2 separate regions of the Homo sapiens genome follow, and region 1 is linked to region 2. Evidence: read pairs that join two places in POLR2A ChIA-PET (ENCODE). Cell type or tissue: Panc1. All regions are shown on one strand. Each heading gives the region's core, and the rest is flanking DNA. Links, peaks and the distances in the headings are about the cores only. Region 1 overlaps TMEM52B (transmembrane protein 52B). Region 2 holds the start of CLEC1A (C-type lectin domain family 1 member A).

Evidence for each region. Peaks named below come from ENCODE experiments on the same cell type or tissue, not always from the same donor. Only the 100,000 strongest peaks of a DNase experiment are listed, where the experiment ranks them.
Region 1: POLR2A ChIA-PET joins it to region 2 with 11 read pairs; 4 of 35 experiments call an interaction of 5 or more read pairs at or near these places.

What each region holds. Positions count from the first base shown.
Region 1 is chr12:10,182,958-10,199,481 of GRCh38, forward strand. It overlaps TMEM52B (transmembrane protein 52B), which reads left to right. Exons shown (of 5, transcript NM_001384896.1): 3 at 2,373-2,411; 4 at 3,463-3,632; 5 at 6,939-8,847. The coding sequence ends at 7,183. Among named protein-coding and RNA genes, the nearest start is that of TMEM52B, 12 kb to the left of the region's middle. RefSeq lists silencers at 13,320-13,520, 13,557-13,606. In Panc1, for the core only: CTCF peaks have their summits at 8,030 (motif pointing left) and 8,246; a DNase peak (open chromatin) is centred at 8,024; H3K27ac peaks cover 2,413 bases.
Region 2 is chr12:10,093,331-10,109,854 of GRCh38, forward strand. CLEC1A (C-type lectin domain family 1 member A) reads right to left here and starts at 5,655. Exons shown (of 6, transcript NM_016511.4): 1 at 5,478-5,655. The coding sequence starts at 5,592. In Panc1, for the core only: no CTCF peak of the experiment used is centred there; no DNase peak of the experiment used is centred there; H3K4me3 peaks cover 546 bases; H3K27ac peaks cover 4,942 bases.

The DNA.
Region 1 (16,524 bases), core at 4,998-12,997, 90 kb after region 2:
AAGTAACATTATTACTTTAAATTGGGAAAGTATTTTCTAGTTTTTAGGGCATGTTAACATTTATTGGGCAGACTTCATTTAGCTATCACTTTGATGTAGTTATCAACTAATCCAAACCTGTCACACTTAAGTCTTATGTAGACACAGAGGACATGAAGATAAAAATGCAAAAGAATCATTCCACTTAAAGGAACTGTAAAATACAAATTTTAAAAAGTAGTGGCACTTTGAATAAAAACGTGTTTAGGATGAAGAAAAATACATATTTAGCCATGGGAAGGGTTTCCCAATAGCCAGGTCTGTTAAACCCAGGGAAAGGGTGATAGCCTTGATTACCTGTCACATGCAAATTGGGTGTTGACTACTTGACACCTGCTTTCTGAGGTTTTACACATCTTCCACCATAGGAAGAGTCCTTTCCTATAAACCAGAGTCTAATTAGAACTAGAAGAGTTTTCAACAAGTAAGAAATGTGGGAAAACCAAGAGGAGTCATTGTTCAGTGAAAAACAAAACAAAACTATATTTTCTATAAATGTGTGACCAGAGAATAAAAATAGATTCACTAGATTTCAGTAGATTCCTGTATCAGAAAGAATTATTAAATAACAAAATTTACTACTCTTCAAAGATACACAAATATTTTGCCTCCCCTCATTCTCCAATTCCTGAACTTATCTTCTCCTTCTCCCATACAATCCCTATTTTTTTTTCATTCTTACAGAGAAAATTTACAATTGCCATAGTGAACTCAGAACATTATTTAGCTTTCATCATGGTAAAGTTGGCTTCTACTTTTTTCCCTCTTCCTGTTTGGTCTCAGTGGATATGCAAATTAGTTTTGATCCTGGATGTGAAAAATTAGGGTACTCTTTACGGTGGGTGTGATATTGTGAGAATATATATTTGGTTTTGTCCCTATCTCCTAGCATACAACTTCTAAAATCCCCAAAGTAAGTAGCATCATTTTGCATGCTAATGAGTTGATTGGTGGCTGGCAGCCCCTAGGTAGATTTAGGATGGGGCTGGTCATTGGAAGGACCAATGCAGAATGCTTAAAGCCTCACCCCTCAACATCCAAGGAAAGTAGAGGGGCTGAAGTTTAAGTTGATCATCAATGGCCAATGATTTAATCAATCACGCCTACATAATGAGGCTTTCATGAAAATCCCAAAGGATGGATTTGAAGAGTTTCTGTAAAGCTGAACAGGCAGTGGTTTCTGAAGGGTGGTGCACTCGGAAGACCTGCAAGCTCCGTGCCCCTTCCCACATGCTTTGCTCTACGCATCTCTTCATCCGCATCCTCGGTAATATTCTTTGTAATAAACTGTAGATGTAAGTAAGTGTTTCCCGGAGTTCTGTGAGCTGCTCTAACAAATTAACGCAACCTCAAGAGGGAGTCAGGGAACCCCCAATTTATAACCAGTAGGTCAGAAGCACAGGCAAAACAAATTGTGATTGGCATCAGAATTCTGGGGAGCCGTCTAGGGGACTGAGTCCTCACCCTATGGGATCGGATCCTATCTCCAAGCAGGTGGTGTTGGCATTGAATTGAATTAGAGGACGCTCAGCTGTTGTCTGTTGCTGGAAGATTGCTTGCCTGGTGTGTGCGGAAATCCTCACCCACCCACATCTGGTGTCAGAGGGTTGGGAGAGTATAGCAGGAAGAAACTAAGTTTTTTTTTTCCTACATTCTCAGTGGGAGTGTTGCAACAGCTTGCAAAAGATAAATTACAAATGTGATTGTATGACTTTCATACTCATAACTGAAATTTTCTTTATGTTTACATTTTATTGACCTCAAATATACACAAGCCTTAAGTTTCACATCCATTTTCAAAGTTACTCTTTGTAAACTTGCATTCCAAGTTCTTTCTTAGTATTTTTTTTTTCTTTTTGAGATGGCGTCACCACGGCCGGCTAATTTTTGTATTTTTAGTAGAGATGGGGTTTCACTATGTTGGCCAGGCTGGTCTCCAACTCCTGACCTCGTGATCTGCCAGCCTTAGCCTCCCAAAGTGCTGGGATTACAGGCATGAGGCACCGCACCTGGCCCTTTCTTGGTCATTTTTATCATAAATGTTTGCAATAGGCACAGACATGTTTTCTATGGACACTTCTAATGATCACTAGTTTGTTTTATAATGATTTACAAAATGACTCAGACAATGCCATCTATAGTATAAAGTACTATTTAAAGCATATCATTTGGCAAAAGATTCAACTAGCTACAGTGAATTTTAAAAACATAACCCATGGTGCTTTATTTATAACAAGGTATCACATCATATTGTAACTCATATTTCTGAGTCTGGAGTTATAACAGGGATTGACTATATTTTTAATGTAGAAAACTTTATTCTTTCTTTATAGTTGCCTGACCACAGACTGGGTACATCTCTGGTATATATGGTAAGTTTCACTTATAATACCCAGAAAGACACTGTATTCCTCAAGGCCATTAAAAATGACAACCTGCCTACTTACTTAGCATCTCATGGAGTAAGATTTCATTACTTCATCACTACCTATGTGACAATATGTCAGGATTTCCTTTTTCAATACCATCTCCTCCGCAAACATCAAACCATTACTGTGTCCTTCCCTCGGAGTCTGTTCTAGAAATATCTCAACGAAGATTACTTTAGTGAATTAAAAAGCAGAGCCTGGCCGGGCGTGGTGGCTCACACCTGTAATCCCAACACTTTGGGAGGCTGAGGCAGGCAGATCACTTTGAGGCCAGGAGTTCGAGACCAGCCTGAGCAAAATAAAGAAACCCCCATCTCTATTAAAAATACAAAAAAAGTTGGGCGCGGTGGCTCACACCTGTAATCCTAGCACTTTGGGAGGCCGAGACAGTGGATTATCTGAGGTCAGGAGTTCAAGACCAGCCTGACCAACCTGGAGAAACTCCGTCTCTACTAAAAATACAAAATTAGCTGGGCGTGGTGGCACATGCCTGTAATCCCAGCTACTCAGGTGGTTGAGGCAGGAGAATCGATTGAACCCAGGAGGCAGAGGTTGCGGTGAGCTGAAATTGTGCCACTGCACTTCAGCCTGGGCAACAAGAGCAAAACTCTGTCTAAAAAAAAAAAAATTAGTCGAGTGTGGTGGCATGTGCCTATAGTACTGGCTACTCAGGAGGCTGAGATCGTGCCACTTCACTCCAGCCTGGGCAACAGAGCAAGACTCTGTCTCAGAAAAGAAAAAAGAAGCAGCCCCCCAAACTACCTTAAATGTCTTACTATTTGTTCTAATGAATTGACTTACTGCAGCTGACAAAATAAGGAGGTGTATCTATAAAGCAAAAGCCTTGAAATTAAAATTATAAATTAAAATATTTATAATTATTCTATAAAATGTTTAGACAAGAATCAAAACACAGACATTAAAGACTGGTTACAGCAGAGCTGGGAAAAAAGCCAGATCCCAGAGCTCCCACTCGCCCCGTGGGCTTTTGCAGGTTGCTAGTGGTAATTGGCGCGCTGCTTCTCCTGTGTGGCCTGACGTCCCTGTGCTTCCGCTGCTGCTGTCTGAGCCGCCAGCAAAATGGGGAAGATGGGGGCCCACCACCCTGTGAAGTGACCGTCATTGCTTTCGATCACGACAGCACTCTCCAGAGCACTATCACATGTGAGTACACTGAACTTTTAACCTGGGAGGAGGACCCAATTTAAGGGAATAATGAAAAGGGTGCAAAGGTGTAGAACCACTGATCGAGTAATATTAAAGATTCCAGGACTCACAATAATTTCCATTCCCAGAAGCCTGATGGTGCAGTGACCTGGGCTGTCACTGAAGCTGTGTTCTCAAGGGTCTGTCTGGCTCATGATAAAGAAAGAAGTGAAATATTGGAGGCTATTGGAAATATTGAATAGGAAGAATTAGCCAGTTTATAAATAGTTACTTTGCTAAAAACTATTTTGAACTCCAAACGGATGCCTTTTTCAAAACGTCTTGGATTTTGTGAAATCTACTTTTTCTATTATCTATACTATTTTATATTTTTAAAGAAATTAATGACATGTACTTTCAGTTCTTTATTCTTCAAGGCTTGATACACTAAATTTTAGCCTTAACATTTTCTCAATGATTATAAGACACTTTCCCTTTTCTTCTGTGGTTCTATTCTTTCCATGACGGTTTTTTTTTTTTTTTTTTTTTGAGATGGAGTCTTGTTCTGTCGCCCAGACTGGAGTGCAGTGGTGCAATCTCAGGCTCACTGCAACCTCCGCCTTCCGGGTTCAAGTAGTTCTCTCCCTTAGACTCCAGAGTAGCTGAGATTACAGGCACCTGCACCATGCCTGGCTAATTTTTGTATTTTTAGTAGACACGAGGTTTCACCATCTTGGCCAGGCTGGTCTCAAACTCCTGACCTTGTGATCCACCTGCCTCCGCCTCACAAAGGGCTGGGATTACAGGCGTGAGCCACCATGCCTGGCCAAAATGGTTACTTTCTTTTTTTGACACGGAGTCTCCCTCTGTTGCCCAGGCTGGAGTGCAGTGGTGGGAATCTCAGCTCACTGCAACCTCCGCCTCCTGGGTTGAAGAGATTCTCATGCCTCAGCCTCCTGAGTAGCTGGGATTACAAGCAGCCACCACCACACCAGGCTATATTTTTTTAAATTTTTATTTATTTATTTGTTTATTTTTATTATTGGTAGAGACAATTTACCATGTTGGCCAGGCTGGTCTCAAACTCCTGACCTCATGATTCACCTGCCTCTGTCTCCCAAAATGCTGAGATTACAAGCATAAGCCACTGTGCCTGGACTATGCTCTTTCCTAAAATTGAGGAGCAAGTACCAGTCAGAACACCAGCTGGCAAAATGTGGATATTTATTTTGAAAAGAGAGTGATGGCTGGGCGCAGTGGCTCATGCCTGTAATCCCAGAACTTTGGGAGGCTGAGGCAGGTGGCTTACTTGAAGTCAGGAGTTCGAGACCAAGCTGGTCAACATGGTGAAACCTCGTCTCTACTAAAAATACAAAAACTAGCCAGGCATGGTGGCACACACCTGCAATCCCAGCTACTTGGGAAGCTGAGGCGTGACACTCGCTTGAACCCGGGAGGCAAAGGTTGAAGTGAGCCGAGATCGTGCCACTGCACTCCAGCCTGGGTGAGCGACAGAGAAAGACCCTGTCTCAAAACAACAACAACAACAAAATAGAATGATATGATGTGTTGCTGTTCACCTTTCCTACCTCCCCTTTCTCACTGTCATCTTAGGAAAAAAGGATAACCAAGGCTGGGCACGGTGGCTCAGTCCAAGGCGGGCAGATCATCTGAGCTCAGGAGTTTGAGACCACCCTGGGCAACATGGTGAAACCCCGTCCCTATTAACGTACAAAATTTAGCTGGGCGTGGTGGCACGGGCTTGTAGTCCCAGCTACTCGGGAGGCTGAGGCACGAGAATCATTTGAGCCCAGGAGGCGGAGGTTTCAGTGAGCCGAGATGGCGCCACTTCACTCCAGCTTGGGCTACAGAGTGAGACACCATCAAAAAATAAAAAAGGAAAGAAAGAAAGAGAGAGAGGGAAGGAAGGAAGGAAGGAAGGAAGGAAGGAAGGAAGGAAGGAAGGAAAAGAAGAAAAAGAAAAAGAAAAAGAAAAAGAAAAAGAAAAAAGATAACTGGGCATGGTGGCTCATGCTTGTAATCCCAGAACTTTGGGAGGCCGAGGCAGGTGGATTATTTGAGGTCAGGAGATTGAGACCAGACTGGCCAACATGGTGAAACCCCACCTCTACTAAAAATACAAAAATTAGCCAGGCACTTTTGTTGGCCAGGCACGGTGGCTCACACCTGTAATCCCAGCACTTTGGGAGGCCGAAGCGGGTGGATCACAAGGTCAGGAGATCGAGACCATCCTGGCTAACGCAGTGAAACCCCATCTCTACTGAAAATACAAAAATTAGCTCGGCGTGGTGGCGGGCGCCTGTAGTCCCAGCTACTCAGGAGGCTGAGGCAGGAGAATGGCGAGAACCCGGGAGGCGGAGCTTGCAGTGAGCCGAGATCGCGCCACTGCACTCCAGCCTGGGCGACAGAGCGAGACTCCGTCTCAAAAAAAAAAAAAAAAAAAAAAAAAAAAAAAAAAATTAGCCAGGCACGTTGGCACATGCCTGTAATCCCAGCTACTCGGGAGGACGAGGCAGGAGAGAATTGTTTGAACCTGGGAGGTGGAGGTTGCAGCGACCCGAGATTGTGCCACTGCACTCCAACCTGGGTGACAGAGTGAGACACTGTCTAAAAAAAAAAAAAAAAAGAAAAGAGATGAGGTAAAAATAAATAATCCTAAGGAGTCTATAGTATCGGGGGCTGGGGGAAAGGGATCTAAGTCTGAAAGGGGAAAGGGCAGGGTTGAGTTGCAGGATGCAGAAACATTCTTGGCTGGGTGTGGTGGTTCACTCCTGTAATCCCAGCACTTTGGGAGGCCAAGGCGGGTGGATCACCTGAGGTCAGGAGTTCAAGACCAGCCTGGCCAACATAGTGAAACCCTGTCTCTACTAAAAATACAAAAATTACCTGGGCATGGTGGCGGGCGCCTGTAATCCCAGCTACTTGGGAGGCTGAGGCAGGAGAATCACTTGAATCCAGGAGGCGGAGGTTGCAATGAGCCAAGATCCACCATTGCACTCCAGCCTGGGCAACAAGAGCAAAACTCCGTCTCAAAAAAAAAAAAAAAAAAAGAGAGAGAGAGAGATACAGAAACATTCTTTAGATTATTTGAGGTTACCAGAGAAAACAGGTCCTTCTAGCAGAGCAGGAAGCTGGGTTGTAAACATGCTTCAAAGGATATTCATAAAATTTGGGGCAAGGAGTGACAATGAGTTTGGATACTTGTAAAAAATGAAGCGACAGTTAAGTGTGAAGTAAGTCTCTGCTGTCTGAGGGTGTCCTGTTTCCCTTAGTTTCTTAGCTCTGTTCCTTCTTTCTTCACAGCTCTGCAGTCGGTGTTTGGCCCTGCAGCTCGGAGGATCCTGGCTGTGGCTCACTCCCACAGCTCCCTGGGCCAGCTGCCCTCCTCTTTGGACACCCTCCCAGGGTATGAAGAAGCTCTTCACATGAGTCGCTTCACAGTAGCCATGTGCGGGCAGAAAGCACCTGATCTACCCCCAGTACCTGAAGAAAAGCAGCTGCCTCCAACAGAGAAGGAGTCGACTCGAATAGTTGACTCTTGGAACTGATGAGAGCTGTCATTTTATAAATAGGAGTGGAGTGATGTCCAGAGTCTGTGGGAAAATGGAACACATACTTTTCTAACCCTCAGAAGTTTTAAGATGGCATCTAACACCATCATTCTATGGGAAAGATGGTTCTTACTCTTCGTTCACAGGCCTTTATATCTTCCGATACAGAATGCTCTAATTGGGAACTCTAATTTTGTATCCAATGGCCAAAATCTGCAAGTAATCTCTAGCCACACTGATTACTACTAAACCAGGAAAGCATCAAGGTGTCTTGAATTCCTTTAACTATTGAGTGCATATAGAATTCCTGTACCCACATGATACTGCAAGTTGTGTCTCTCTCTGTCAGCGAATCCACTGCGGTTAACTGGAAAAGAAAGACAACAGTGTCAGCACAGCCATCGACATTAATGCACTGAATGCATGCATCTTTCCTCCTGAGACAGCAATCGATTTTACACCGAATGACAATGATCATCTTAGACAGCACAACATACCCACTCGGATATCTAAAAGCTAGGGATGGCATTGCTGATATGGGCAAAGAGAACACAGTATAGTATTTAAGTGCCAAATATCAGTCTTTCTTTCTCTCTGGTCCTACCCCTCAGCAGTATGAAAAACTCCATACTGTGCAGTCACAGTTGGATTAATTCTTCAGTTCCTCCGCACTGCAAACACATATATGTGCGCACATGCATGTATACCTGCACCCTGTTTTAACTCTAAAGGAATAGTGTTGCTTTACTTCTTTCCTGTTTTGCCTGGACCACTTAAAGCCACAACACCTCTATAGTGACACACGCTAGTCTCTAGTGGTGGCCCTCACTGCCACCTAGAGGAGCCATGGTGGAAAACACACTCTCTCCTTTGAGCCTATCTGCACATCTCTCGAGTTCTTGGAGCAAAAACTAAATGCTGAACTAAGCCTGGTTGAGATGCTTCCCATGGACCATGCCGCAGCACAGTGCTAATCTATCCACAAAACATACCACCTCCCAAAGTATTATTATTGGAAAATCGAGGAAGTGACGCACATTTAGGGAAAAACTACTCACCTTAGAAAAGTCACTGAAATCCTTTTTTTTTTTTTTGAGATGGAGTTTTGCTCTTGTAGCCCAGGCTGGGATGCAATGGCATGGTCTCAGCTCACTGTAACCTCCACCTCCCGGATTCAAGCAATTCTTCTGCCTCAGCTTCCCGACTAGCTGGGATTACAGCTGCCTGCCACCGTGCCCAGCTAATTTTTGTATTTTTAGTGGAGAGGGGGTTTCACCATGTTGGCCAGTCTGGTCTAGAACTCCTGACGTCAGGTGATCCGCCCACCTTGGCCTCCCAAAGTGCTGGAATTAGAGGCCTGACCCCCTGCTCCTGGCCTGAAATCTTTAAAGCCGTTTTTTCCCTAAAAAATGGGAAATAATAACACCTCAGAAGGTTTTTGTGAAGATCAAAGAAGCTAAATATATGTGGCATGATTTGTAAAGTGTTATGCATATGTATGTTATTCTTCCTACTGTCTTCTAACCTTCCCTTGCCTGCTATGACTTATCTGAGAGCCATGTTCCCATTTATCTTTTTGCCAACTATGTTACTGTTGTCACACCTGAAATGGCTTTGTTTTTATCAATAAATACTTGTTGATTGCGGTAAACAGCAACAGATATAAGTGATTCCTCGTAATATGTTCTGGGTAGAGGTAAGGAATATTTGAGAAAACTAATTGTTTATTAGGCAATTAATTAACTCCAGAACTCAAGGAGGCAACACAGAGCCAAGAATTGGCTGATTATGCAGCTCCTTGTTAACTACATTCTTGGAATGCTCACTCAGCCCGGAGGGAAAAATGTTCTGAGTATAACCTGCTGGGGATCTGAAATTATCCTGAGTCATTTAACAAATTGGCTCTGGGAATTATTGAAATGCATGAATTGCTAATAGCGCCTGAAGGGACCTTGTTTTACTGCTGCCAAATGAGTCATTTAGTCATCAAAGACACATTCCAAAAGACATTCTAGGCTCTTCTATTAAGGCACCAGGACATCACAGACTTGGCAAAGGTAAAATGTTCATTGGCATTAGAATATCTTGGGGGAAATCTTGCCTATAATGTCTTATCCTAAAGGATAAGACATAATGTCTATTCCTAAAGGAATCTCTCTTCCCCACATCCACTCCCTAGCCCCTACCACCTTATTTGAAATATAGAATCACTTCCAACCATGACATGCTACTACCCTGTCCCCTGTGTCCATCCCATAGTGTGCCTTTTCCTCATCTGCTTCACATGTGCTGCTCCTCAGTCACATGGAGTCTCTCACTCCCGTAACTCCCCCATTTGGTCACTAGTTATTTGTACCCCTTTGGCCTCAATTCTTTCTATACTGAATCTAATACATCTGTTAATCACCTCCATCACCATCATTATTGTTCTCAATTTTTTAAAATCCTTTTTAACTTTCTTCACATCTACTCTTTAAACACTGGCTCGGCTGGGCACAGTGGCTCACGCCTGTAATCCCAGCACTTTGGGAGGCCGAGGTGGGTGGATCACTTGAAGTCAGGAATTCCAGACCATCCTGGCCAACATGGTGTAACCCCGTCTCTACTAAAAATACAAAAATTAGCCGGGCGTGGTGGTGCGGGCCTGTAGTCCCAGCTACTCGGGAGGCTGAGGCAGGAGAATCGCTTGAACCTGGGAGGTGGAGGTTGCAGTGAGCTGAGATCATGCCACTGCACTCTAGCCTGGGCAATAAGAGCAAAACTCTATCTCAAAAAAAATAATAAATAAATAAATAAATACATACATAAATAAATAATTTGAGTTGTGCTTGCATTACAATCATTTAACAGGTTTTATGTGTGTTCAGCAAGTATGATTTAAGAAATTACGTACCAACTGGGCACGGCGGCTCATGCCTGCAATCCCAGCACTTTGGGAGGCCGAAGAGGGCGGATCACAAGGTCAGGAGTTCGAGACCAGCCCGACCAACATGGTGAAACCCCGTCTCTACTAAAAATACAAAAATTAGCTGGGCGTGGTGGCACGTGCCTGTAATCCCAGCTACTCAGGAGACAGAGGCAGAAGAATCGCTTGAACCAGGGAGGCGGAGGTTGCAGTGAGCCGAAATCGCACCATTGCACTCCAGCCTGGGCAACAGAGCAAGACTTTGTCTCCAAAAACAAAAAAAAAAGAAAGAAAGAAAAGAAATTTTGTACCAAGAATAGTGTAGAGCATGCAAAACAAACAGGGCCTCTGCCTCTGGGTCTTCACAGAGTTTATATCTTCACAGAGTTAAATTTTTAGGAATATTAAGAAAAACCAAGATAAAATAGTAGCAGATTTATAAATACAAAGAGCTAAACAAAGACTGAAAGGGGACAACAGATAGGAGAGGGTAGAGGATACTTGGGAGAAGCAAAGTAAAAGAAAAGCATTTTCAAAGATAAGAAAAGCCTTGGTAAATCTGGGAAACTTAAGAAAAAAAAAAGAAAAAGAAAAAGAGTAGAGGCTGGGTGCGGTGGCTCACGCCTATAATCCCAGCACTTTGGGAGGCCAAGGAGGGTGGATTATTTGAGGTCAGGCATTCAAGACCAGCCTGGCCAATATGGTGAAACCCCATATCTACTAAAAATACAAAAATTAGTGGGGTGTGGTGGCACACGGCTATAGTCCCAGCTACTCTGGAGGCTGAGCCAGGAGAATTGCTTGAACCCAGGAGGCAGAGGTTGCAGTGAGCTGAGATAGTGCCACTGCACTCCAGCCTGGGCAACAAAGCAAGACTCTGTCAAAAAGAAAAAAAAAAGAGAGAGAGAGAGTAGAGTAGCTGATTACAGGGAGCGAGGGAGACAGCTACAGGAAACAAAGTTCAAGAGGAAGGAGAGAGACCTTGCGGACCAGAAGTCTGGACTATATTTTACATGTATTGAGAAGCGGTGGAAGGATTTTTTTTTTTTTTTTTTTTTTGCAGAGTTGCCCTCCTGTTGCCCAGGCTGGAGTGCAGTGGCGCGATCTCGGCTCAATGCAACCTCCGCCTCCTGGGTTCAAGTGGTTCACCTGCCTCAGCCTCCCAAGTAGCTGGAGCTACAGGCATGAGCCACCACACCCAGCTAATTTTTGTATTTTTAGTAGAGACGGGGTTTTACTATGTTGGCCAGACTGATCTCCAGCTCCTGACCTCAGGTGATTCATCTGTCTCAACCTCCCAAACTGCTGGGATTACAGGCATGAGCCACTGCGTCTGGCCTGTGGAAGGATTTTAAATAAGTCACTTGATGCAATTTGAATTTTAAGACAATGACTCTCAATGCTACAGGAGAATGGAGTGGAGTGGGAAAGTCAGAAGGTCAGAAGTCAAAGATCAGAAGATCAGGGAAAGTCTTCAGAGGTACTGAAGAATAGTGGATAAGAGATGATTGTGGATAGGATGGGTGTGGTGGGAATAAAGGGAGAGAGAGAGATAAATGTAGGAATTTGAGAGATATATTGGAGATAGGATCATCAGGACTTGCAGCTGAATTGGAGAGGAAAATGTATTAAGGAAAGGAAAGGAAGTGAAGAATGACTTCTAGATCATTTACCTGAGCTGATGCATGGAAAGTACAGCTATTTATTAGTATGGAGAAGACTGGAGGAAGACCAGATTCAGGAGAAAATTTAAACAGTGATTTCTAAAAGTGAGGAATAAGGCATTCGCTGGTGAAATATGTACCAAGTTAATCTAAGCTAAGTCCTACTGCACCAAACAGTAAAAAAAAAGCTCAAACTTGCTAATGGAATAAGTCAAAGTTTTCCTTGGAATTGAATGAGGAAAGCCTCAATTCATGAAAAAGAAAAAGAAATTTTACATTAGTCATTTAGCTTTGTAATGTTTTTAAGATAATTCACTGGAGACTGCATGGAAACTGTTGGTTACGCCTCTCTGAGACTCTGGGGTTTAGACAGGAGGATATAAGTTTGGAAGCTATCAAGTTAAAATGTATATTCATATATATGGACATGAATGAGATCATCTCTCCCCATCCTCACCCTCTTGATCTTTTTCCCTCTCACTCCTTTAATTTTTCACTTTCTACCAGTTTCTTCCCTTTAGCATATAGTAGTTTAGTATGACTTGTATACCGTAAAGGGAGAGCAGCGCATGAAGTTGAAGTGGCACACTGCTCAGCCTCGCACCAGGCAATTCGGCAACTGAACTTGAAGACAATGAGGTGTGACTTAACATTTTATTTGCAGGAAAGCTCCATTATGTGATCAATTTTTAAGAAACATACCCTGATGAAAGTTTGAGGTCTTAGCTGAAATGTGAGGAAGGCAGATCTTAATCCTGACTAGGAGCATATTGTAAAGCTGGAAACCATCATTCTCAGTAAACTATCGCAAGGACAAAAAACCAAACACTGCATGTTCTCACTCATAGGTGGGAATTGAACAATGAGAACACATGGACACAGGAAGGGGAACATCACATGCTGGGGACTGTTGTGGGGTGGGGGGAGGGGGGAGAGATAGCATTAGGAGATATACCTAATGCTAAATGACGAGTTAATGGGTGCAGCACACCAACATGGCACATGTATACATATGTAACAAACCTGAATGTTGTGTATGTGTACCCTAAAATTTAAAGTATAATAATAATAAAATAATAAAATAAAAAATAAAATCCTAGTTAAAAATGGGGAGCTTGCAGGGCGCAGTGGCTCACGCCTGTTATCCCAGCACTTTGGGATGCCGAGGCGGGTGGATCACCTGAGGTCAGGAGTTCGAGACCAGCCTGGCCAACATAGTGAAACCCTGTCTTTACTAAATATACAAAAATTAGCTGGGCATTGTGGCACACGCCTGTAATCCCAGATACTCGGGAGGCTGAGGCAGGAGAATCACTTGAACCCAGGAGATAGGGGTTGATGTGAGCCAAGCTCATACCACTGCACTCCAGCCTGGGTGGCAGAGCAAGACTCTGTCTCAAAAAAAAAAAAAAAATGATGATGATGAGCATGAAAAGGAACATTGAGGTGGTGGTAAAATGATGTTCTTTTTTTTTTTTTCCAACAGAATTCTAAGCTGTGCTCAATTGAAAAAAAAAAAAAGTAACAGTGGTTAAAAACATGATTTTTAACACAATTGTTCTCTAGGTCTCTCCTATAATTTTAAGCAGAGGAAATTCACTGGCCCCTCTTTCTCAGCTCAAATAACATAAATATGCACAAACCCTCCGAGCAGGGCAGCTCCAATCTGCGGTCTTTTCAACTTACTGTCAAGGGTGATTACACTGGACAGAAAACCACATCCTCTATCGCCTTTTTTATTTTGAGACAGAGTCTCGCTCTGTCGCCCAGGCTGAAGTGCAGTGGCATGATCTCCTCTCAGTGCAGCCTCCGCCTACTGGGTTCAAGCGATTCTCCTGCCTCAACCTCCCGAGTAGCTGGGACTACAGGCGTGCACCACCACGCCCTGCTAATTGTGTGTGTGTGTGTGCGTGTGTGTGTGTTTTCAGTAGAGATGGGTTTTGTCATGTTGGCCAGGCTGGTCTCAAACTCCTGGCCTCAAGCAATCCACCCACCTCAGCCTTCCAAAGTGCTGGGATGACAGGCATGAGCCACCGTGCCCGGCCCTCCTATCATTTTTTGCTTGTGAGGACTAAGCTCTGATTTTTAAATCTTACCCTAATTCCTATCTAAGGAGTCTAGGGAGTCATGCCCTACTAACCATAAATTCTCATCAGATGGATTTTATTTAACCCTGTATATCATGACTTACTTTCCCATCTGACTCTGGCATAACATGTGACAAAGAAGAAAGTCAAAATATTTTACCCCAAAACATGTTTCTTTGCCACATTTTGAAATGGCCCTGCAAAGCTGTCCTTTGTGGGGGAAAATTTGCATCCGTAAAGAATCTCAGCCAGCTGCAGTGGCTCATGCTTGTAATCCCAGCACTTTGGGAGGCTGAGGCGGGCAGATCAACTAAGGTCAGGAGTTCAAGACCAGCCTGGCCAACATGGTGAAACCCCTGTCTCTACTAAAAATATAAAAATTAGCCCAGAGTGGTGGCATGCACCTGTAATCAATCCCAGCTTATAGTGGGAGGCTGAGGCAGGAGAATTGCTTGAACCTGGGAGGCCGAGGTTGCAGTGTACCGAGATTGTGCCATTGCACTCCAGCTTGGGCAAAAAGAGCGAAACTGTCTCAATAATAATAATAATAATAATAATCTCTATTAACATAGCTAGATCTTTTCTTCCAGGCCCTCCCAATCCTAAAGAGATTAACTAAGAGTCTAGCACCTTTTAAATATCTGAATAGAAAATCATTGTCATCTATTGTCTCTAAGGACAGCCACTATAAGACTTCAAAAGAACCTTGGTCTCTACAATCTTTTATTTTAACATGAACATTTCCTTTCTATGGATCCCAGGTCTTTAGACAAACTCAACAAATTGTCAACCAGAAAATGTTTAAATTTGGAAGCCCCCCCGCCACACCCCACCGGCTTTGAGTTGTCCCACCTTTCTGGACCAAACCAATATATTACTTAAATGTGTTTGGTTGACATCTCATGCCTACCTAAAATGTATAAAACCAAGCTGCACCCCGACCACCTTGGGCACATGTCCTCAGGACTTCCTGGGGGCTGTGTCATGGGCCATAGTCACTCATATTTGGCTCAGAATAAATCTTTTCAAGTATTTTACAGAGTTTGACTCTTTTTGTCGACTCTTGCTAAAACCAAAACTATTGGAGTCAGGGCTGCGTCCAGTGTGTTGTCAATTTCTGAAAGAAGATGTTGACACATGCATAGCAGTAGGAAGTGACCCTGACAGCATAAAGCTCCTAATCTGTGCGGGAAAACTGAAAGATGAACCTCTACTAAATTTACACAAGGGCAAACTCTCCTTCAGTGGGGAGGCTGGGTCTGACACATTCTGTGGCTGTGATGACCTAGTTGTCGGTGGTTTACAGGCAAATACGACAGTATAGAGTGCTTTGCAGTAGCCCGTTTTCCCTCCAGGTCTAGCTCAGGAACTGCAGCATCAGTTCTAATTGAGTTGGCCTTGTAGGTATGGCTATAAGATCTTTATTTATTTTTTAATTTTTTAATTTAATTTATTTATTTATTTATTTTTTGAGATAGAGTTTCGCTCTCGTTGCCCAGGCTGGAGTGCAATGGCACGATCTCAGCTCACCACAACCTCTGCCTCCCAGGTTCAAGCGATTCTCCTGCCTCAGCCTCCCTAGTAGTTGGGATTACAGGCATGCACCACCATGCCCAGCTAATTTTGTATTTTTAGTAGAGACGGGGTTTCTCCATGTTGGACAGGCTGGTCTCAAACTTCCCACCTCAGGTAATCCGCCCGCCTCGGCCTCCCAAAGTGCTGGGATTACAGGCGTGAGCCACTGTGCCCGGCCCGGCTATAAGAACTTTATCAGAGGGACTGATTAGTTAATCTGTTAAGCGTTTACTTGCATATGAGAGTATGGAAATAAAGCAGAAACAGGAATTGTTTAACAAATTTAAGTGGCAGGAGATTAAAATGGCAAAGTCTGGGGAAGGTATGCTTTGTTTTCTTTTCCTTGGGTAAAGTAGCTTGGCTGGAAGGTAACAAAGAAGTCAGTGTGGGACATCTGCCGTTGAGCAAGCCAACTGGGAAAATGATTTCAGTGATTTATGGATTGTCTAAGATACATGGAGAGTTCAACTGTGGAAAATATGTGACATGCTATCACTGAGTAGTGGTGGCCAGTGTCTTCCATTGGCATCTCCACCTTGGTTAACCCAGAATTGTGCTATTTCCCACCCCAGGGTGCCTCACAACTTTGGGAGTCTGGGAAGGGTACTATGAAAGTAAGCAGTGTAGGACCGGGCCCGGTGGCTCACGCCTGTAATCCCAGCACTTTGGGAGGCCGAGGCGGGCGGATCACGAGGTCAGGAGATCGAGACCATCTTGGCCAAGATGGTGAAACCCCATCTCTACTAAACATACAAAAATTAGCCAGGCCTGGTGGCATGCGCCTGTAGTCCCAGCTACTCGGGAGGCTGAGGCAGGAGAATCGCTTGAACCCGGGAGGCGGAGGTTGCAATGAGCCAAGATCACATTACTGCACTCCAGCCTGGGCAACAGAGTGAGACCCCGTCTCAAAAAAAAAAAGTAAGCAGTGTTGAAATCTAAAGGATAATTGAATTTTAAACATTAATTACATGGTGTAATGGCATTTTCTGTTTATAAAAAAAGATAGAAAAAAATGAGAATGTGAATCATGGAGACTGGTAACAATTCCAGGAGTGATGTGATAGGAATTAATCTGGAAGACAGGTTCACTTCTTTTTTTTTTTCTTA
Region 2 (16,524 bases), core at 5,089-13,088:
AGGAATGATATAAACATCCCTAGGAATAATAAGATATATATAGAAAAAAAAAAAAAACCTTTCCTGTATCCTCTTAGTATTAACCATACTATAAAAGGCCTTAGTGCTAGGGTCAAATTTTGGATACCAATTACTGTGTAATTATATGAAACTTTGTGGGTGGAGAGTTGTCAGACTTAACCAGTTACCCTTCATCAGGCATCAGAGAGGGAAAATTTTGTTTTCCACCCAAGAAACTAAGCTGACATTACCATATACAGTCTATTAGTATACCTATGAAATGCAAAAGGTCTTAAAAGCTGGAGAAGACACCGAGAGTTTAAATAATGTGCATGTTACAAACTAGTTGCAGAGCTAGGATTAAATTATGTTTAACGCTATACTCTGCACACTTTTCCATGAGCCAGTCAGGAATCACAGAGACATGGGGGCAAAACTGGTGGCAATGTACATAATATTTCAGAAAGCACTTTTTCATCCCTTTGTATTTTGAAATGTAAACGTCTTTGTTTCCTTAATCCTCACATATGGCACATAGGAAACTTCCTCATGGGAATCTGAGTTCACGGGTTGAGTCTGCTTTTCTGTGTTCATGTAAATGCAGGTTTCTTTTCTCTTATGAATCTATTTCAAATATTGCTATTTTCATACTCTCTAAATGAAAATCTGTGTTATCCTTCCTATTATTTGAAAAGAGTATACATCTAAAAACATATGAGCTATTTCTAGAATATCATTGAGGTTCTAATTCACAGTATTTAGAAATTTAATTATATTTTTCATCTTCAGTAAAAGTTAGGTGACTCAATTTTATATCCCCATCAACAGATATTATTTACTGAAATATAATTCAAAAACAACATTACCATTAATGATAATTGCTCAAATTTCTTGAGTTACTGAGAAAAATGTCTTATATGAATGTTCTCATCTAGCCTCACAAACACCCCCTATAAGGTAGATATTATTATCTCATTTTACAGGTAGGGAACTGAGGCCTAGCAGGTTTAGACAGCTTATTCAGGAACACACAGCTACTATTAGCAATAGTTACTAATGAACTATTAGTAACTCCCCAGGATTGTGTTTCTCCATGTCTTTATATAGAATGATTGGATGGAGAGTATTGAAAAAGAGAGAGAGAGAAATAGTTATTAATAGTAACCATAAGTGTGTTCTAGATACACATTATTTCACTGGAAGCAACCTTTACAAAAATTGAATTACCAAGGAGTCACTTAAGTTGCCTAAGTCACTAAGTTGCACAGAGCTACCCAAGCTGACTGATTCCAGAGCTGGACATTTTCAATCATCTTCCTATCCTCCCAACACATCTCAGATCAATATTTATACATGGCAGTGCATCTGGAATCATAGAATGACAGCAGCTTGCAACTTTTCCCTTCTACATTATGAAATGTCCACTCTGCCAGCAAGATGAATTCTGAAAGCATAAATTTAATCATACTTCCTCTCTTCCATAGGAAGAAGTTTCCCAAGGCTCTTTCTGTTTTAGTCAGTTTCTTAGTGTACTGTATCAGGCTCCTCCTAATAGGATCCCATTTTACTTCTTAGCCTCATGGGTCCAGATCATGTCACTTCCTCTGGGAACTCGCAAAACTAAACTCAATCAGTAACTCATTCATTCCTATATTGCTTCTGCGGCCTCCAACATTGATTTAATAGCACTAAATGACATTTACTACAACTATTGATTTAGAGTATTCCTTCCACTTCTCTAAGCACCTGAAAAAGAGGCTCCTCTAGTACATCCCATAATGTCTTGTCATTAGTAGGTTTGATTTAAAGAGTTGTTGAATCAGTTAACAGCGATTTATGTCATGACTGTGATGAGGGATTTATGCTGTAATTGAGGAAATAAAACTAAAACGCTGGGAAATTCAATAGTACTGTAATTAATGTGAACAAGGGAAAAGAGGAACTTGAATTTATTATTAAATTTTTTAAAATTATTTAACCAAAGTAATTTTTCATATTCTTTTGATAGGATAAAATTTAGTCTCTGGCAGGAATCTCAGCCTGTCAGTTATTTCATCCTCTCTCCTCTTACTGTACTGTTAATGTGAAGTTCTCTCCCTGAACTTATTTTCAATCTACAATTGAGTTAGAATTTCCCACATCTTAAAAAATCATTCTTAAAATCTGTCACCCAATGCTGTAATACCTCAGCAATAACCCATTTTATCTTCAAAAAAAAAGAGAGAAAGAAAAAGAGAAAATGACTTAAATTGTTTATTTTATTATGTAACCATCAGTTCCTTTTCAAACCACTGCTGTCAAAACTAAATATTTTCCTCCTTATTGATAAATTGTTAAATAATCATTTTAGTCTTCCTTTCGCTTAAACTCTCTGCAGTATTTGTTATTTGTTGTTTTTAAAACTCACAGTCATTATCATTGACTTTTCTAAAACTCTTGAATTTATTGTCCTTCCATTACTCTAATTTTCCATTACTCTTGAATTTATTGTCTCTTGATGCCCTTGTTGTCTCTCTCCAAGACTCCTGCTTCTACCACTCTCTGCTATTCATCCCTGGTAGCTCCTTTTGGAATCTTTCATTCTTCTTGCTCCTCAGGTGTTGATATTCCCTCAGATTATCTCCTTGACACTCTCTTCTGTTCATTCATGTTTTCATTTTACATTCCTTCCCTCAGTGATCTCACTCACTCTCATACATTTTAGTTACTAGCCATTTATTTGACTTAATGACTTAGGTACCTCATTTACTTTATTTATTTAATTACTATGCCAGTAATTCCCACATGTCTATGTAGCCCAACCCACATCCTGCATATACGGGTGTCTTTGGACAGCTCCAAATGCATGTCCCTCCTTCTGCAGACCCCTTAAACTCAAACTCAATTCATCATCTTTCCTGTCCCTTCTATAGTTTCTGTCTCAGTTAACATCAGCACCATCTACATTACATCAAACAGAACCTAGTCAACCTACCACCGAAGTCCCTTTCCTTGTCTCCTCACATGTAACCAATCACCGATTATCTAAACTCCAACACCTCGACATCTTTCATATCTGATTCTTTTTCCTTATTTTTACTATACTGCCTCAGTTCAGGTTTTTCTACCCTTGTACTGGACTAGTGGAAAAATTTGGTATCAGCACATGCAGTTTCATATACCTTCAACTTATCATTTCCATTGCAGCCAGGAAGGTCTTTCCAAAATGCAAAATTTTGTTTCTCCCTATCTAAATCCTGCATTGACTTCATTTTAACTATTGAATAGAATTAAACTAGATCAGCATGCCCTAAAATCCCTCCTTAACTTGCCAGACTTACCCCTTTGCTAAGTTTCCCTCCTCCAACTCTACACCTACGCCATACATATTGCTTATAGTTCTCTAAAAATACAAAGCTACTGAAAACCTTCATGACTTTCCCTTCATACGTCTCTCTGTCTATAGTGTCCCCAGCCTCTCAAACACCCTCACTCCCGATTCCTTATTATGTGGAAGATGTTAAAATTAACTCAACTCCACAGTTGCTCCTTCTGTTAAGCCTTTCCTGAACTCCTCTACTTAATTAGGTAAAAATTAAGCCGAGAGCTTGGTTAAGCTCTCGGCTGTACTGTACATGCTTCTGCCATAACACCTTATTATACTTACTCCTTAGTTGAGAATTGTATTAGACTTTCAATTTCCTTATGAACAGGGACCATATCACATTGGACATTATATCCTCAGTACTAGGATAACATGACCCCAAACATAAGTTTGTGAAAAATGTATGAGGTTGTTGTTTTTCATTTTCACTATCTTAATTGTTTGGCATTTTTACTATCTTAATTGTTTGGCATTTTTAAACACAAACATAGTTGTTACGTCAATTGTTATTGACAAAAGTCTAGAAATTAAATGAATGTGTGTGTGATTTATTTTTATTAATTCTAAAAAATAAAAGTTGCCAGCTCTTAATGGTATCACATCATTATGTTGAATCTGAATCCTCCACATTGCCGAAAATTTCTGAGTGATTTCTGCTGTTATTTTTATCAGCGAAGGTATATCAGATATGTTTATCTAAGAAATAATTATACTTCTATGATGGTATTCCCCTAAATGTTTGTATTACCATAAAAAGATGAAAACAAGATCTCATATATGTTGCCTAAGATAACTATTTCCAGATGATTTCTTCCAAGACAATTCTTTGTAATCTCCACTTCTACTGTTTCAATATCCATTTCTTACAAAGAAGCTCCCAGATGTTGCAGCTAGTGTTTTATCTTGCTCCACCTCCCTCTCCACCCTTCAACCTCAGCAGAACTTATTTGTACATGCTGTTCTTAATTATGCTGATCTCTAGTCCTTGACAGAGTTCCTGGCTCCAGTCAAAGGTGGAAAATGAAGTTATATACAAGCTACTCAAAACCACAGCCGTAAAAATGGACTCTTCGTAAGTTTTTTTGGAGGAAAACGCTTTGTATCCTATTACACATATCCTGTGGCTACAAAAGCTGACATCCCTACTTTTGTCACTTAGCTTCATTTCAAAGAGGTTGGAAATCCCCAATGTCCCTTAACAGCTTACTGGGTAGTTTAGTTAAAAAAAAAAAAAGCCATATTAGTAGGTTTCAGGTGGAGGGTCATTTAATAAATAGAAATAAATAGAAAGTGAATGGAGGGTTTAGTAGGAGAAAGGAAGGAAAACTAAAAGTTATTTGATAAAGAAATAAGGAACAGGATAGTTTTTTTTTTTTAAAGGTATATCCAGATTTACAAAGGTGAAGAAAACAATGATATAATCAGAAGGGAAAGGGCATATTAAAACACAGGCACTGAATGAATGTTAAAATGTGGGATTCCTTTCAACATTCCATTTCTTAAGAACCTAAAGTGTTCCTTTCAGCAATTTTGTGTCAGTCTATATCAGATCAGACAGACATTCAAATATTTTACATAATTTATCATTCTCAGTACTCACAACCACCTTGTAAAGGAAGTTTTATTACTTCTATTTAATATTAAGTCAAGTTAATATGAATTAATATACTTAAAGTATTTAAAACACTGCCAGCACATAATGAGCCCTTTATACATGTTTGTGGCCGTTAATATTTTATAAATAAAGAATATGATGCTACCAGGATACTTAAACAACTCATCCAAAGTTACACAGAAGGAAAGTGGCATACCTGGTTTAGGACCTAGAACCTAGTCCTGTGTATATTACCATGTGAGTCCTTTTCACTAGAACTGAAGTCATATTTTAGCTTTAGATTGGCTGAGTGGCCCAGGAAATAAAATCCTTCTCTAAGTGTGGGAATTATGGAACTGAATATAACTGAAAAAAAAAAATCACTACTATGTCACAGGGCGAGTAATTGGAAATAAAATTATAAGATGCAAGCTAAATATCTCCATTTCTAGGAGGGATAGATCATCTCACACATTTCACAAGGACTGTGGTCTATTTGGACTCCAGGAGACAGGGTACCTGTGCGCCGGGGCTCTGGATGCCGAGTTGTGGCAGAGCCTTGAGAATGCAGGCTCATGGTGGTGTCCCCATCATCATCCAGCATGTCCCTCGTGCTGCTGTACTTGGCCTGCATCTGGATTCCTACAGCGGTGAGAGTGAAATGTGGTCGGATTGCCCTGGGCCGCCGGGCTACTGTGAGCTAGTTCAGGAAGCAAGGCACTAAAAGGCATTCCTAATGTTCTTTCCCAGCGAGGGGCAGGGAAAGTCTCTGACTGCAATTCCTGACTGGACAGGCCCAGCCCCTCTCCTGTGAGCTTGTACTCTGAATGCCAAATCAGTCAGGCTGAGGGGAAATAGCATGTGTTTTCTGTTTAGGCCGTCTCAGTCTAAACAGTTGTCAAAAAGTTGGCCTTTCTCAGGTCTTTTTTGTTTACCTGTTTGCATTTCTCATGTAACTTCACTGTAAAGAAGGCAAGAACTTACAATAGCACGGTGTAGCACTGTGGTTCCTTCAGAGTCTGCAGAATAATAATAACTTGGAAGGACACACATCCCTGTTTCTTACCCATCCTTTAGGGAGTCACTTAGTTTAACCTCTCTGTGTCTTTGTGAAAAGAGAAGAGATTATAGGACCTAGCCCCTTCCTTTCTCCAAGAACAGAGTAGTGGTCTTTCTTATAGTATCTGAACTTGATTCAACATTTTATAGCACATTTGGTACATTATGATCACGAGGAATTATACAATTTACTGGAAGTAAAAACTTTTAAAACTATTACTAACCACCATGTGGTTTGGGGAAGCCAGTTCATTTGTGCCTAAATCTCCTAAACTGAGAAGAAAATGTTTTAGGTAATGTGAAAAAATTCTTCCTGAATCAGTACATTAGAATTATATTCCCATCTTAGTCTGTTTGTGCTGACCTACAACAGGATACCTGAGACCAGATAAATTATAAGCAATAGAAATGTATTTCTCAGCATTCCAGAAGGTGGGAAATCTAAGATCAAGGCACTGGCAGGTTTGGATGTCAGGTGAGAGCTGCACTCTCTGTAGAGGAGGAAGGGTATTCTCACGTGGCAGAAAGCAGAAGGTCAAGCCAGCCAAATGCTACATGTAGCGTCTTTTATAAAGGCCTTAATACCATCCTCAAGAGAGAAGACTTCAAGGACTAATCATCTCTTAAAGGCCCCACCTCTCTCAATACTACCACACTGGCAACACCTGAATTCTGCAGGAAACACATTCAAACCATAACAAGACAGGTATCAGTAACAACCTTGTGCCTTTGGGAGGACAATTAACAATTTGCATCTACATTTCCTAAACTGAAAGACAAGAAGATTGTTTTAGATAATGTCTAAAAGTTCTTCCTGAATCTGTACAATAGACTTATATTACTCTACCAAAACTTTTCCAGATGTTAGGTGATAGGTGGGCAAAATCAAGCATGCTAAATATAAAGGAGTGTCAGAATGCTCCAGTTGGGGTAGCCAGACCATATAAAAGATCTATGAGGAAGTGCACATTGTGGATTCACATGTGTTTCAAGCTGTTTGTTGTTCATCAAATTATTCTAAATTTTTTAAAAATTGGAATTTTTTTTTTTTTAGATGGCAGATTGGAGGCAGTGTTAGCATGACTCTACCACTTGGAAGGACAAAATAGTGAGTAAAAAATTCTCACTGTGGGCCAGCCATGGTGGTCACGCCTTTAATCCCAGCACTTTGGGAGGCTGAGGTGGGTGGATCACCTGAGGTCAGGAGTTCGAGACCAGCCTGACCAACATGGCAAAACCCCGTTTCTACTGAAAATATGAAAATTAGCCGGGCGTGGTGGCGGGTGCCTATAATACCAGCTACTGGGGAGGCTGAGGTAGGAGAATCACTTGAATCCGGGAGGCGGAGGTTGCAGTGAGCCAAGATCACACCACTGCACTCCAGCCTGGGCAACAGAGCGAGACTCCATCTGAAAAAAAAAAAAAAAAAAAAAAACCTTCTCACTGTGAACTCTTTTCCCAAGAAGCAACACAGGAACTGAACAGGAAAACTGAAAGAATCCACAGACTCTTTGAAAGAAGCAGCAGGTTATACCTACACCATGAGCTAGGTGAAAAACTGTAAGCTCCCAGGGTGTGTGAGGTGAAGAGACTGGCTCCAGGATACATACCCCCACAGGGGAACCTGAAAGTCCATGCCATGGGGGAAGGCCTTAACCCGTCCCAGCACTGGAACCAATTAAAAGAGCAGTGATGAATATAAAAGTAAGAGCAGCAGCAGGAAGAGGCTTGTGTGCATTCCCAGTCTCCAGCATGAGCCAAGGGAAACTATTCCTTATGCCTCACAGACAACCTCACGGAACTCAGCCAACTAGCTCAGCCAGGGGTTGCACATTGTAAAAACTCCCAACTGAAATTCACAATATAACCTCAAGTGAAATGAACTCCCTTGGCCAGAACCAGAAAGGTGAGTGGGAAATGTGTTGCAGCCGTGAGTGCAGGATCTGGGTGCCAGCTGTGTGGGTGGACAGAGAGGGGCATGGCCTGAACGCCAGCAGTTGCTATCACCACGGGAAAAGTTTATGGCCTCAGGCAGTTGTGAGCTCTGAGTGCAGACTGCCTGGAACTTAGCTCACTGCTGCTAGCAGAGTACTGCAGGAGCCAGATCTGCCTTGCCAACTGTGTGACATCTGGGTTAGGCTTACTGCTGCCTACTACTCCCCACTCCCTGTGCAACCACATCTCCAAAAGGGGCCGCTGCTTGCCATGCACATGGTGACTCAGAGTGCAGACCCACCTAACACAGCCCTCATCTGGCTTTGCCCCTCCACCCACCGTGGTAGCTTAATACAAAGGACAGAAACCCTGGGGAGATTTATAGCCCCATCCATCACCTGAGAAGCCAGACTACCTACCCTGGGCAACATAAGGCAAGCACAAATCCCACTGCTACTACCACACCTGATACTCTTTTGCAAATGCCACCCAGTAGCTGGAAGCCTACCAACACAGTCCATTGCAGCATCTGTAGGTGGAATAACACTGCACTCAAGAAGGACAAAACTACTGTGTGACCTCAGCTATTACCACTTCCTGCACTACCCTGTCTAACCAGGAGGTCCTGAGTCTATCCACATGACCAGTTTATTACTACCTGAACTAGCATTCAAGAAAGACAACACACTAAAGTTATCTATAATCAAGGAATCTCACAGGTCTATGTCACGCCTCTGGCACCCCCATCAGACCTGGTGCTGATAACAGCTGCTGGAAAACTGGAGGACAGGTCATATCACTGGATCCTTAGCAGACATCCCCCAGCACTAGTCTGGAGCCACTGAGTGGCTAGACCCTGAGGAGCAGCAGCACTCATAGTAGTCTGTCTCTCAGGAACTTCTACTCCTAAGGAAAGGGAGAGTGTGCCACATCAAGGGAACACCCTGTGTGAATAAAGAATCCAGATGGCAGGTCTTAAGGATTAGATTGTTCCACTGGTGGGAAGTTTCTTTCAATAGAGGCAGAATTGAAGTGCTGGGCTCAGCAGGGAATGTCTACAGCTGTCCCAACAGTCAGACAGCCCTGGTGCTTATCAAGGATCTTGGAGAAGGGGACTTCTTACCAACCTCGTCCACCACTGCAGACACAGCTGGGTCTTCTCCCACAAGAGCTCAGCATGGGTGCACCCATAGACAGACTTTGTAGAACACTTCAGGGTGACCGCAACCCCACAGGGGAAGCAACCCTCCAGTTTCAGGCTTACATAAGAGGCAGAGTCACAGTTCTCTACTTGGAGCACTAACATTCCAGCAGATGAAAAGAGAGGCCTGTCTGATCTGAATAGCCAGAATATTGGGACAGATGTGAGTCTGGGAGATGGATAGCTTCCCAGCTGACCTGACAGGGGAGCTAAGGTGGCTACCACCCTTCCCCTGATAAGACTTCAGTGTGTCTCCCTGACAGCTCCCCCAGCCCCTTTTGTCAAGGCTGAGACCTCTGCCCACCATTGGGTATTGCATTTACCCACCTTCTTTAGCCACAACTGGTTCCTACCTAGGAACACCTCCACTACTGGCCTGAAGCCTGAACCATCAACCCAGTGAATAAAATACTGGAGCAAAGTAAATAAATTTAAAAGTGCATACCACATTGGAATGAGATAAGCTTCCAGAGACAGTAAGTTTGCTCACACATTCAGCACATTACTACTATGTCTAGCATCTGAGAAAGCCATCATACAAAGTTTCTCTATAACCAAGGAAATCATACAGAATTTTCACCCCTAAAAGCACCAAGAACCAAATTAGGCTATAACAAACTATAAACATTAAAGTCAAATTCTTAAGAAGGAAAATAAGAAATAAAATCACACAGTCAAATCAAAAATAAATTTAAGAATAATTAGAAGAAATAGTCTACCCAGATGAGGAAGAACCGGAAAAGTAATTCTGTTAATATGATAAAATGGGGTTCTATAACACCTCCCAAAAGATCACATTAGCTCTCAAGCAATGAAGCCAAACTAAGATAAAATCTTAGAAATACCAAATGAAAAATTCAGAATGTTGTATAAGAGCTACTCAAGGAGATACCAGAGAAAGGTGAAAACCAACATAAAGAATTTTTTTAAAAAATTCAGATTATAAATGAAAAATTTTCTAGAGAGCTAAATATCATAAAAAAGGAACGTCTGGAAATGAAAGGCACATTTAGGGAATTACAAAATGCAGTGGAAAGTATTAACGATAGACTAGAACAAGTAGAAGAAAGAATTTCAGAATTCAAAGACGAGGCTTTCAAATTAAGCCAATCAGACAAAAATGAAGAAAAAAGAATCAAGTAAATGAAGTCTCCAAGAAATATGATAGTATGTAAAACAGCCAAACCTAAGAATAATTGGTGTTCCTGAGGGAAGAAGAGAAAACAAAAAGTTTGGAAAACTTATTTGAAGGAATAATTGAGGAAAACTTCCCTGGCCTTGCTGGAGATTTAGATACCCAAATCTGGGAAGCTCAAAGAACTCCTGAGAAACTCATTGCAAAAAGATCACCACGAAGGCATAGTCGTCAGGCCATCTAAAGTCAACATGTAGAAAAGAAATCTAAGAGCAGTCAGACAAAAAGCATCAGGTCACCTATAAAGGAAAACCTATCAGACTAACAGCAGACTTCTCAACAGAAACCTTATAAGCCCAAAGGAATTGGGACTCTATCTTTAGCTGCCTTAAACAGAGTAACTGTCAGTCAAGAATGTTGTATCCAGCAAAACTAAATGAAAGAGAGATAAAATGAAATGAAAGAGAGATAAAGTCATTTTCAGACAAACAAATGCTGAGAGAATTTGTAGTGCTACCAAACCAGCATTACAAGAAATGTGAAAAGGGCTGGGTGTTTTGGCTGATGCCTGTAATCCCAGCACTTTGGGAGGCCAAGGTAGGAGGATCACAAGGTCAGGAGTTCGAGACCAGCCTGGCTAATATGGTGAGACCTCATCTCTACTAAAAATACAAAAATAAGCTAGGCCTGGTGGCTCATGCCTATAATCCCAGCACTTTGGGAGGCCAGGGCAGGAGGATCACCTGAGGTCAAGGGTTTGAGACCAACCTGGTCAACATGGTGAAAACCCATTTCTACTAAAAATACAAAATTAGCTGGGCGTGGTGGTGGGTGCCTGTAATCCCCACTACTTGGGAGGCTGAGGCAGGAGGATCACTTGAACCCAGGAGGTGGAGGTTGTGGTGAGCCAAGACCATGCCATTGCACTCCAGCCTGGGCAACAAGAGGGAAAAGTCCATCTCAAAAAAAAGAAAAAAGAAAATAAAAAATTAGCCAGACATGGTGGTGGGCACCTGTAGTCCCAGCTACTCGGGAGGCTGAGACAGGAGAATTGCTTGAACCAGGGAGCTGGAGGTTGCAGTGAGCCAAGATCGCACCACTGCACTCCAGCCTGGGCAACAAAGTGAGACTCCGTCTCAAAAAAAAAAAGAAAAAAGAAATGTGAAAAGGAGTTCTAAATCTTGAAACAAAGCTCAATATGCACCAAAATAGAACCTCTTGAAAGCATAAAACTCGCAAGGCCTATCAAACAACAACACAATGAAAAACACAAAGTATCTAGGTAACAATTAATATGAGTACAACAGTACCTCACATCTCAATATTAACATTGAACATAAATGGCCTAAATGCTCCACTTAAAAGAAACTGATTGGCAGAATCAGTTTTAAAAATTACAAACCAAATATCTGCCATCTTCAAGAGACTCATCTAACATGTAAGGACTCATATAAATTCAAGGTAAAGGGGTAGAAAACAATATTTCATGCAAATGAAAACCAAGTGTGAGCAGGAGTAGCTCAAAATAAAGGCATGGAGGAAGATATACCAAGGAAATGGAAAGCAAAAAAAAAGCAGGGGTTGCAATCCTAGTCTCTGATAAAACAGACTTTAAACCAACAAAGATCAAAAGAGACAAAGAAGGCCATTACATAATGGTAAAGGGATCAATTCAACAAGTAGAGCTAACTATCCTAAATATATATGCACCCAATACAGGAGCACCCAGATTCATAAAGCAAGTCCTTAGAGATGTACAAAGAGACTTAGATTCCCACACAGTAATAATGGGAGACTTTAACACACACCCCACTGTCAATATTAGACAGATCAACGAGACCGAAGGTTAACAAGAATATCCAGGAATTGAACTCAGCTCTGCACCAAGCAGACCTAATAGACATCTACAGAACTCTCCAACCCAAATCAACAGAATATACGTTCTTCTCAGCACCACATCGCACTTATTCCAAAATTGACCACATAGTTGGAAGTAAAGCACTCCTCAGCAAATGTAAAAGAATAGAAATCACAATAAACTGTCTGTCAGACCACAGTGCAATCAAATTAGAACTCAGGATTAAGAAACTCACTCAAAACCTCACAACTACATGGAAACTGAACAACAACCTGCTCCTGAATGGCTCCTGGGTACATAACGAAATGAAGGCAGAAATAAAGATGTTCTTTGAAACCAATGAGAACAAAGACACAATGTACCAGAATCTCTGGGACACAAAGCAGTGTGTAGAGGGAAATTTATAGCACTAAATGCCCACAAGAGAAAGCAGGAAAGATCTAAAATCGACACCCTAACAACACAATTAAAAGAACTAGAGAAGCAAGAGTAAACACATTCAAAAGCTAGCAGAAGGCAAGAAATAACTAAGATCAGAGCAGAACTGAAGGTGACAGAGACACAAAAAACCCTTCAAAAAATCAATGAATCCAGGAGCTGGTTTTTTTAAAAGATCAACAAAATCAATAGACTGCTAGCAAGACTAATAAAGAAGAAAAGAGAGAAGAATCAAATAGATGCAATAAAAAATGATAAAGCGGATATCACCATCGATCCCACCGAAATACAAACTACCATCAGAGAATACTATAAACACCTCTATGCAAACAAACTAGAAAATCTAGAAGAAAGGGATACATTCCTGGACACATACACCCTCCCAAGACTAAACCAGGAAGAAATTGAATCTCTGAATAGACCAATAACAGGCTCTGAAATTGAGGCAATAATTAATAGCCCACCAACCAAAAAAGTCCAGGACCAGACGGATTCACAGCTGAATTCTACAAGACGTACAAAGAGAAGCTGGTACCATTCCTTCTGAAATTATTCCAATCAATAGAAAAAGAGGGAATCCTCCCTAACTCATTTTATGAGGCCAACATCATCCTGATGCCAAAGCCTGGCAGAGACTCAACAAAAAAAGAGAATTTTAGACCAATATCCCTGATAAACACTGATGCAAAAATCCTCAATAAAATACTGTCAAACTGAATCCAGCAGCACATCAAAAAGCTTATCCACCACGATTAAGTTGGCTTCATCCCTGGGATGCAAGGCTGGTTCAACATACACAGATCAATAAATATAATCCATCACATAAACAGAACCATCGACAAAAGCCATATGATGATCTCAATAGATGCAGAAAAGGCCTTCAACAAAATTCAACAGCCCTTCATGCTAAAAACTCTCAATAAACTAGATATTGATGGGACGTATCTCAAAATAATAAGAGCTTTTTATGACAAACCCACAGCCAACATCATACTGAATGGGCAACAACAGGAAGCATTCCCTTTGAAAACTGGCACAAGACAAGGATGCCTTCTCTCACCACTCCTATTCAACATAGTGTTGGAAGTTCTGGCCAGGACAATCAGGCAGGAGAAAGAAATAAAGGGTATTCAATTAGGAAAAGAGGAAGTCAAATTGTCCCTCTTTGCAGATGACATGATTGTATATTTAGAAAACCCCATCGTCTCAGCCGAAAATCTCCTCAAGCTGATAAGCAACTTCAGAAAAGTCTCAGGATAAAAAATCAATGTGCAAAAATCAGAAGCATTCCTATACACCAATAACAGACAAACAGAAGCCAAATCATGAGTGAACTCCCATTCACAATTGCTACAAAGAGAATAAAATACCCAGGAATACAACTTACAAGGGATATGAAGGACCTCTTCAAGGAGAACTACAAACCACTGCTCAATGAAATAAAAGAGGACACAAACAAATGGAAGAACATGCCATGCTCATGGATAGGAAGAATCAATATCATGAAAATGGCCATACTGCCCAAGGTAATTTATAGATTCAATGCCATCCCCATTAAGCTACCAATGACTTTCTCCACAGAATTGGAAAAAAACTATTTTAAAGTTCATATGGAACCAAAAAAGAGCCCGCATTGCCTAGTCAATCCTAAGCCAAAAGAACAAAGGTGGATGCTACCTGACTTCAAACTATACTACAAGGCTACAGTAACCAAAACAGCATGGTACTGGTACCAAAACAGAGATATGGACCAATGGAACAGAACAGAGCCCTCAGAAATAACACCACACATCTATAACCATCTGATCTTTGACAAACCTGACAAAAACAAGAAATGGGGAAAGGATTCCCTATTTAATAAATGGTGCTGGGAAAACTGGCTAGTCATACATAGAAAGCTGAAACTGGATCCCTTCCTTATACCTTATACAAAAATTAATTCAAGGTGGATTAAAGACTTAAATGTTAGACCTAAAGCCATAGAAACCCTAGAAGAAAACCTAGGCAATACCATTCAGGACATAGGCATGGGCAAGGACTTCATGACTAAAACACCAAAAGCAGTGGCAACAAAAGCCAAAATTGACAAATGGGATCAAATTAAACTAAAGAGCTTCTGCACAGCAAAAGAAACTACCATCAGAGTGAGCAGGCAACCTACAGAATGGGAGAAAATTTTTGCAATCTACCCATCTGACAAAGGGCTAATATCCAGAATCTACAAAGAACTTAAATTTACAAGAAAAAAACAACCCCATCAAAAAGTGGGCAAAGGATATGAACAGACACTTCTCAAAAGAAGACATCTATGCAGCCAACAGACACATGAAAAAATGCTCATCATCACTGGTCATCAGTGAAATGCAAATCAAAACCACAATGAGATACCATCTCACACCACTTAGAATGGTGATCATTAAAAAGTCAGGAAACAACAAATGCTGGAGAGAATGTGGAGAAATAGAAACGCTTTTACACTGTTGGTGGGAGTGTAAACTCGTTCAACCATTGTGGAAGACACTGTGGCAATTCCTCAAGGATCTAGAGCCAGAAATACCATTTGACCCAGCGCTCTCATTACAATACCCAAAGGATCATAAATCATGCTACTATAAAGACACATGCGCACGTATGTTTATTGTGGCACTATTCACAATAGCAAAGACTTGGAACCAACCCAAATGTCCATCAGTGATAGACTGGATTAAGAAAATGTGGCACACATACACCATGGAACACTAGGCAGCCATAAAAATGGATGAGTTCATGTCCTTTGCAGGGACATGGATGAAGCTGGAAACCATCATTCTGAGCAAACTATCACAAGGACAGAAAACCAAACACCACATGTTCTCACTCGTAGGTGGGAATTGAACAATGAGAACACTTGGACAAAGAGTGGGGAACATCACACACCGAGTCCTGTTGTGGGGCGGGGGGCAGGGGAAGGGATAGCATTGGGAGAAATACCTCATGTAAATGATGGGTTGATGGGTGCAGCAGGCCAGCGTGGCACATGTAAACCTACGTAATGAGCCTGCACGTTGTGCACATGTTCCCTAGAACTTAAAGTATAAGAATTTAAAAAAGAGAGAATAATACAATCTACGGAAACAGTGTTAACTGTTTTTTCTAGTTTTGTGTCTTTTGCAAACTTGACATTGTTGATATAGAAATATAGCTTCCCAAGCTGACTGTTACAAGGCAACCATCACACATTTGTATCTGTCAAATTCTGGATTTCTAGGTTTTTGTTTGGTTTTGGTTTGATTGCTTTTTGAAGCAGTCAATATGTTATATAGTAACAAACAAAATATAAATAGTTTATCCTCCAGGGAAAAAAAGAAATGAGACTGGAAACATTACAATAGATACCACAGAAATACATAAAATCATTTGAGACTACTATGAACACTTTTAAGTACACAAACTAGAAAACCTAGAGGAAATGGATAAATTCCTAGAAAATACAACCCTCCTAGATTAAATCAAGAAGAAATAGAAACCCTAAACAGACCAATAACAAGCAGCAAAACTGAATCTGTAATTTAAAAAAAAAAAAAAAGCCAACAAAATAAAGCCTAGGACCTGATGAATTTACAGCTGAATTCTATCATTAATTCAAAGAATTGATGCTAATCCTACTGAAACTATTCAGAAACTGAAAAACAGGGAATCCTCCCTAAATGATTCTATGAAGCCAATATCACCCTGATACCCAAACCAGGAAAGAATATAATTTTAAAAAGACCAGTACTACAGACCAATATTCCTGATGAACATAGATGTAAAAATCCTTAACAAAATACTAGCTAACTGAATCCAACAGCCAATCAAAAAGATAGTACAATGCTGGGCACAGTGGCTCATGCCTGTAATCCCAGCACTTTGTGAGGCCAAGACAGGCAGATCATTTGAGGTCAAGAGTTTGAGACCAGCC